3 separate regions of the Homo sapiens genome follow, and all the other regions are linked to region 2. Evidence: chromatin loops called from intact Hi-C (ENCODE). Cell type or tissue: heart right ventricle. All regions are shown on one strand. Region 1 overlaps SLC35F3 (solute carrier family 35 member F3). Region 2 has its middle 24 kb from the start of LINC01348. Region 3 has its middle 8.0 kb from the start of TARBP1.

What was found. Peaks named below come from ENCODE experiments on the same cell type or tissue, not always from the same donor. Only the 100,000 strongest peaks of a DNase experiment are listed, where the experiment ranks them.
Region 1: it touches region 2 in a loop (10-fold over the local background); 9 of 110 quality-filtered maps call a loop at or near these places.
Region 3: a loop joins it to region 2, with 6 times the contacts of the local background. A loop is called at or near these places in 107 of 110 quality-filtered maps.

The regions. Positions count from the first base shown.
Region 1 is chr1:234,113,347-234,115,846 of GRCh38, reverse strand. All of the region lies in intron 2 of SLC35F3 (solute carrier family 35 member F3), which reads right to left. Among named protein-coding and RNA genes, the nearest start is that of SLC35F3-AS1, 160 kb to the left of the region's middle. In heart right ventricle, CTCF peaks have their summits at 894 and 1,095 (motif pointing left); a DNase peak (open chromatin) is centred at 1,055; H3K27me3 peaks cover 1,240 bases.
Region 2 is chr1:235,092,603-235,095,102 of GRCh38, reverse strand. No RefSeq gene overlaps it. Among named protein-coding and RNA genes, the nearest start is that of LINC01348, 24 kb to the right of the region's middle. RefSeq lists enhancers at 1,063-1,222, 1,188-1,771. In heart right ventricle, CTCF peaks have their summits at 1,104 (motif pointing left) and 1,638; DNase peaks (open chromatin) are centred at 1,102 and 1,642; H3K4me3 peaks cover 953 bases; H3K27ac peaks cover 833 bases.
Region 3 is chr1:234,485,922-234,488,421 of GRCh38, reverse strand. No RefSeq gene overlaps it. Among named protein-coding and RNA genes, the nearest start is that of TARBP1, 8.0 kb to the right of the region's middle. RefSeq lists a silencer at 1,283-1,372. In heart right ventricle, a CTCF peak has its summit at 1,282; a DNase peak (open chromatin) is centred at 1,311; H3K4me3 peaks cover 422 bases; H3K27ac peaks cover 498 bases.

The DNA of each region.
Region 1 (2,500 bases), 980 kb after region 2:
TAACCTCAAAACTGATTGAGATAAGTCTCAGATACTTTTTGGTTTACAATGGTTATGTAATAAAATGCCCTTGATTTTATAAAATACACACTGAGATATTTCGAGGTGAAGGAAAAGGAGCATTATACCCATGGCTTGTTCTCAAATGGTTCAGAAGACAGAATAAAGCAAATGTTAACATTTGAGAATCCAAGTGGATATGGAAATTCTTTTACTATTTTTGCAACTTTTCTCTAAGTCTGAAATTATTTCAAAATAAAAAGTTGAACATGTTAAGTGGGGATAGTGAGTAGATCTTAGGTTTACTTTATTCCTAAGCATTTGGATTCCAAGAGTGGGTGGTCCTAAGCCCAGAGAAGAGGCCAAAAGGGAAGCTGAGGGTAGACAAGGCAGTGGAATGTTCCTGGGGAAATGCTTTGGGTTGGCAAAGCATTGGTCCTCAGAGCAGCCCATTATGTAAGTGCATACAAGGGAAGGACCAGAGGACAAAGGACACAAATTAAAACCACAGATTCCAAAGCACCACAAGTCCACGCATAGGCAGATGTGTGGGCAGCCAGGAGTAAAAGGGGCAGCAATATTAAAGAGTAAAAGGTGTCGATGAGTACTTGGAAAGTGAATTATGAGGTCCCTCAAAAGGCAGAGAAAGCTTGCACATCCAGCTTCTTCCAGGAGATTCTTAGACACTTCCTTACTGGGGCAGAAACCTACCTGAACACTTTGGCAGCCACAAGCAAGTACAGGCAAGATGAATGCGCTTCCTTGGAGGAACAGAAACCCAAAACACTAGAGGCAGAGCCAGAAGACCTCATCATATTGACCCGTTTTATTTTATAGACCATATGGATACCTTTCTACCATATTTTAATATCAACTCAATACCCGGTCCCCTTTAAAGCTGTCTCTTTATAAACAATGACAGCCACAACAAACAAACAAAAAACCCACCAACATGTGGCAAAATGCACGCCGCATCTCAAATGCACGCCGCATCTCAAGATGACCCGTTTCCAAATACTGTTTTGAAATAAAGGAAGCCATGCTTAAATTATACTCCTTTAGCGCCATCTTGTGTCTGCACAATGAAAAACGCCTCTTTCCAACTCTTCCCCAAATGTCCAAGAAAGGGAAATCCCTCCTCATTCCAACCTAAAATTTTCCTAGGTTTAAAATTTCTTCTTCTGAGCTAAAATTACTCTTAAAAACACATTAAAAGAATTAAATCTCAATTCTCAGCAAACAAAGACATTCTTTTCAAAGTTAAGTGTACATGAACACAAGTGGAGAATAGCAAAAACAGATTAGTCTTGATTCACAAATCCCTTAACTATCTCACGGTATTCTGCAATTCTCCCTTCAAACTAATAGTACTCCATTAAAATAGAACCTTTCATAAATATGTCAGTTTATAATTAAAAACAAATCAGCCATATTGGAAATGTAGTTTTATCTTCTTTCCTTTACTCACATTTGAAGGACCAAACAAGCAATCTTTTAAAAACAGCAATAACAACAAAAACTCAAGAATTAGGAGCTTTTCATAACAATTTCAGTGCACATTTTTCAAATTTGTTTTCCTTTCCCAAACTTAAGCAAAAACTCATTATCTTCTCATCAGCAATAAATACCATGATATAAATTTCCAAAGAACAGCAGAAATCTATTAATGGCATGCAGTGGTGTGCTGGAGCCAACTCATACTGGCTCATAAGACTATCGTGTGTATCTCCTTCCAAACACAGTCTGTGATGTCACACTGGTAGTTTGAAACCAGCCATAGTGGGAGCACTTACCCTGCGGAACTGGCAAATGCTGCAAATCAGGGTCCCTCTTGCCCCAGTCTCCTCCTGGAGAGCCGATTGTTAAACTCTTACCAGCACACATTGCATAAGGGAGGCAAGAGAACACTTGTATCCGAGTCTTTGCACTTTGCTGAGAAATCTCTTACGTGTCACCAAAACCTTTTCTTATTTTTTTATTTTGGAGATGGCGTTCTGCTCTTGCTGCCCAGGCTGGAGTGCAATGGCACGATCTCGGCTTGCTGCAACCTCCACCTCCCGGGTTCAAGCAATTCTCCTGCCTCAGCCTCCCGAGTAGCTGGGATTACAGACGCATGCCATCATGCCTGGCTAATTTTTGTATTTTTAGTGGAGACGGGTTTCATCATGTTGGTCAGGCTGGTCTTGAACTCCTGATCTCAGGTGATCTGCCCATCTCATCCTCCCAAAGTGCTGGGATTACAGGCGTGAGCCACCATGCTTGCCTACATGTCACCGAAATCTTAATGGTCATGAACTAAAGTCTATGAACACAAGAAAGACTTCATTTTAGGGCAGCCTATAATTAAACAATTTAATATCTTAAATCCCAATTATACCTTCCAACATTACATTTACATTTAGCAGCTTCTTCCTCCTCTAGCTTCTTTAAATTTCTCATAAATCAAGAGAAAATAAGTATTAGCCTGTAGTGAGTATGTTCAGAGCTTACTTTATGAAAC
Region 2 (2,500 bases):
CACTTATTATGGGGCTCTTGGGAGAAGGCAAGAGGGAGAGATGGAGGATGTTGGTCTCCATGCAGGATCACGGCTGCCGGGCACGGTGGCTCACGCCTGTAATCCCAGCACTTTGGGAGGCCGAGGCGGGCAGGTTGCCTGAGCTCAGGAGTTCGAGACCAGCCTAGACAACAGGGTGAAACCCCGTCTCTACTAAAATATAAAAAATTAGCTGGGCACGGTGGCGTGTGCCTGTAGTCCCAGCTACTCGGGAGGCTGAGGCAGGAGAATTGCTTGAATCCAGGAGGCAGAGGATGCAGTGAGCTGAGCGCCGCCTGGACGACAGAGTGAGACTCCATCTCCAAAAAACAAACAAACAATAAAAAAGATCACGGCTTCTCTGGAACAACAGCTCAAGCTGTGTGTGTGATAGTTAACTTTATGTGTCAACTGGGAGGGTGTTTTTGTATGAGATCAACATTACAGCCAGGCATGGTGGTGCACACCTGTAATCCTAGCTACTTGGGAGGCTGAAGTGGGAGGATTGCTTGGGGCCAAGAGTTTGAGGCTGCATTGAACTATGATTGTGCCACTGCACTCTAGCCTGAGCAACATAGCAGGATCTCATTTTATATTTAAAAAAATCCCAAAACATATTGGTAAACTCTGAGTAAAGCAGAGGCCCTCTCTAATGTCGGTGGGTCTCATCCAATCAGTTGAAGATCTAAGTAGAACAAAAAGACTGGCCTTCCCAAGCGAGGGAAGTTATCCGGCAGAACGCCCTGGGACTTCTCTGCACCTTCCGCTCTCCTGGGTCTGGACTGTGCTGGCCCACGCCTTGGGTTTAGGACCTGCCAGCCTCCACAATCACGAGCCCATTCCTCAACGTGAAACTCTTCCTCTCTCTACACACATCCTGTTGGTTTTGTTTCCCTGGAGAACTGTAATACAGCATGTCCCGCTGATCCTGGCTTATTTGTACCAGATCTTAGACTTTCAGTCAAGGGGCCCTCATAGATAAACTGCTTCAATCTTCCAGGAAACCCCTATACCAAAAACTCATGCTGCTCGGCCCGCCTCTCAGCGCCTTCTTGGTGTGCTTGGGCGCCATCTAGTGCCTACCGCAGGCACTGCGATGACCTACCCGCCTCTTTCATCTCTATCATCACCGGTTTAATTCCTTAAGCACATATTAGTAGACCTCCATATTCGTGTGCATCATTCGCTCTTCTGTTCGCTCAACAAACATTTAGCGAAGGTTTGTTTATGCACAAGGCATTGCCACAGATGCAAGACCGCCCAGCAGGTGGCTTCTCCCCTTTGTGGAACTCACAGATCAGCTGGAGACAGGGAATAAATGCAGATTACAGTCAGGTGAGAGCAGGGCCACGCGGAAAGCATGATAAAGAGCTCAGGAGCTAAGGGGGTGAGCAAGGGGGACTGCGGGGAGGGCCACTGTCGATGCAGTGTTTACTGCGTTCCAGGCGTGGAGTGGGCTCTGGACACACAGGGGTGACCGTCACTCCCCGTAGCAGCATCCAGCCTGCTGGGGCCTCCTCTCCCCTGCTTGCATTCGGATTGCGCTCTAGGACAGTTCGTGATGGTCCCCAGGCCACAGCACCGAGAATGACTTCCTTGCATTTGCCAGAGTGTGGCAGTGGTTCTTCAAAAATCAGGCTCTGCACTTGGAAGCTCCAGGCGAGACACTTGGGCTGCAGCTCCTGAGGGCTGCCTTGCTGGGAAGGGGTGGGGACGTCCCGCCGGGGATCAAGGTGAAGGTGGGTGTGTGGCCGGATCCCTGCTTGTTTCCTGCTCCCTAGGGCCTAACTCCTCACCCCTCACTCTGCTGAGAATTGATGAGGAGGAAACAAGGGGAAGGCTTTGGGTCCTCGTACCCCTGTTGTCCAGGCTCCCGCCCCGTTCGGACGACCAGCGCTTCCCGGCTCCCCGTCATGCTTCCCCATGGGACTCCAGTCAGCAAGGATCCCGCTGAGTTCACACGTGCTCAGGGAGTGGCCCTGAGACTTGGGTGCTCCTTCCCATGAGGCTGACTGTGCTGGCGAAGCCACTGTAAGCCAGTAGTAATGATCACTCCGGGCCTACTGTGTGCTAGATGCTGAGTGCTGTTACTTAAGTCACCTCTAACCCTCTAACCTTTTTTTTTTTTTTTTTTTTTTTTTTTTTGAGACAGAGTTTCACTCTTGTTGCCCAGGCTGGAGTGCTGTGGCACAATCTCGGCTCACTGCAACCTCCGCCTCGCGGGTTCAAGTGATTCTCCTGCCTCAGCCTCCTGAGTAGCTGGGATTACAGGCATGTGCCACCATGCCCGGCTAATTTTGTATTTTTAGTAGAGATGGGGTTTCTCCATGTTGGTCAGACTGGTCTTGAACTCCCGACCTCAGGTGATCTGCCCGCCGCGGCCTCCCAAAGTGCTAGGATTACAGGCGTGAGCCACCGCGCCCGGGCAGTCACCTCTAACCCTTCTAAACCTTTCTAGGTGGTGTTCTTGTTTCACACGGAT
Region 3 (2,500 bases), 610 kb after region 2:
AACTATTTTCCCTCCTTTCCTTGGCAATTTATTATGCATATCTGCCATGTGAGTGGGGAACGTATGAGTAAGACCAGCAGTTCTCAATCCACTTGTGGAACCTTAAAAAAATGTATAGATGATTGTGCCCTGTACTCAGAGTTTCTAGATGAATTGGTCTGGGGTGAGGCCCAGGCATTCAGTATGAACATGTGTCTCCCAGTGATTAAAGATTTCTGGTGATTCTACTTGTTGGTTTCTGTTTCTTTATAGGTCTAAACGATCAAGTCTGGGCAACAGTGAATGTCAGTTTCAAGGCAGAAATGATGGTGGCAATCCGTTAGGAAGAGGCCCCTAACCCTGGAAAGCGGGAGGTGGTCAAAACTAATGGAGCTAGCAGGACTAAATGATAAGCAACTGGGTGGGAGTCCTGTACCAGAGAGAAATATAGAAAACTCAACAAGGGAAGCTTGAACAAACAGGGACTTATTTTTCTCATATTATAGACTATCAAGAAATAGATATTTGCTAGCATTGGTTGAATGGCTTCAAGGAACCCAGGTTCCCTCTGCGTTTTCTCCCCTGCGACTTTTCTTGTGGTGTTTGTCATCTCGTGCTTGTTCTCTCATGGGTTCAAGTTGGCAGCTATAGGTCCAGAGAGCACTCTGTGATCAGGCAGGAAGGAACAGAGGAGAACTGTGGCAACAATGGTTTCTTTCCTTTTATCAGAAGCAAAAGCTTTCCCAGACACATCCCTAGCAGACTGCTGCTTATGTCTCATTGTCCAAGACTAGGACACAGAGAGCACCCATTGCCCGACTTGTAATGATGGTTGGAGAAGCAGGGAACAGGCTTGTCCTGTTTGCTGCCTAAACATAAGCCATTGGCCAAGGGCCAGTATGTTGCCATCCTGAGAAAAATGAGGGTTTGACAGCGAGGGAGAAGGGAGGATGGTTGTGGGGTTAATAATGAATGGTGTCTGCCACAGATCCTCACTGGGAATTTGAGTTTTCTAGATATCGCACTTAACATAAACGTGTTAATGATTCTGCAGCTGCATTTTTCCACGGAGGTTCTCTGAGGGCTTTCGGGGGAACATCAGAAGGCAAAAATTTCAGACAGAGCCTATCAAGAATCTCCTTCCCTTTCTTAGAGCCTTAGACGTAAACAGCTGAAAGCTATAGCTGAAGTCTTGCTATGTAATTGCTATTTCCTTTCTTTTTATACTTGTTTTCCACTTTGCAACTATGAACATTTAGTTGAAAGGATGGAAAAAGCACACTGCGCTGACAACAGCACCATCTAATGTCCAGAGAAATGTCAGCTTCTGAACAGATGCTAGTTTTTGGTTATGCAACTGCCTGTGCATTCTGGACCATGAACGCATGCAAGATTTGTGCATTTAAGAAGCATCTTTTCAGTGGGGTTGGAGCTCTGTGTACCTCTCTCAGGTCAACATTGTTATCATTCATTACGTAGTCCTATAGCCCTCACAGTGCCATGGCGCCCTTGCCCAGTGCTTCCCTCATGGTATTACAAAAGACTGTTAAGCACCTGCAGTGTGTGCCTTGAAAATCCCAAACAGTGAGTCCATGCAAATGCTCTTTTTCTTTTTTGTAGAGACAGGGTCTCACTCTGTTACCCAGGCTGGAATGCAGTGGTGTAATCACAGCTCACTGCAGCCTCAATCTCCTGGGCTCAAGTGATCCTTTTGCCTCAGGCTCCCAAGTAGCTGGGACTACGGGCACATACCACCACACCCAGCTTTCTTTTTTTGGGGTAGAGACAGGGTCTCCCTATGTTGCCCAGGCTGGCCTCAAATTCCTGGCCTCAAGGGATCTTCCTGCTTCTGCCTCACAGTGCTGGGATTACAGGCAAGAGCCACCATGGCTGGCCCCATGCAAACACTCGTGAAGGAAGGAGACATTTGAAAGAACATTTATCTGGATCAGCTTCCCTGACTTATGCTTTCTATTTCCCTTTTACTCTTGCTCCTTTCTCCATTACCCTTACTAAGAAGGAAGCAGTGTCCATTTCAAGTTGGGAAAGTGAGAAGAGTCAGAATTAAAGTCAGAGATGCAGCAGAGCAATCACATCTATAGGTGCACCATTTCAGATCAGAAGGAAATAAAAAGCCATTTTTAGACACCTTATGGTGAGTTTTAAAATATAAGGTGTAGTCAATAACACCTCTACATTCTAAGTTTGTTGGAACCAGTGTAGTCAGAGCTGTGGGATGCAGAGGTGGAGGAGGGATCTCAGGGCAGAAAATGACTTCTCGGAGGCCCCTGCTGGACGTTCCCATCCAGGATGACAAAAGCACAGGCTTCTTTTTTATTTGATTTGATTTGATTTGATTTTTATTTTTGAGACGGAGTTTTGCTCTTGTTGCCCAGGCTGAAGTGCAATGGCGCGATCTTGGCTCCCTGCAACCTCCGCCTCCTGGGTTCAAGCGAGTCTCCTGTCTCAGCCTCCCGAGTAGCTGGGATTACAGGTGCATGCCACCATGAACGGCTAATTT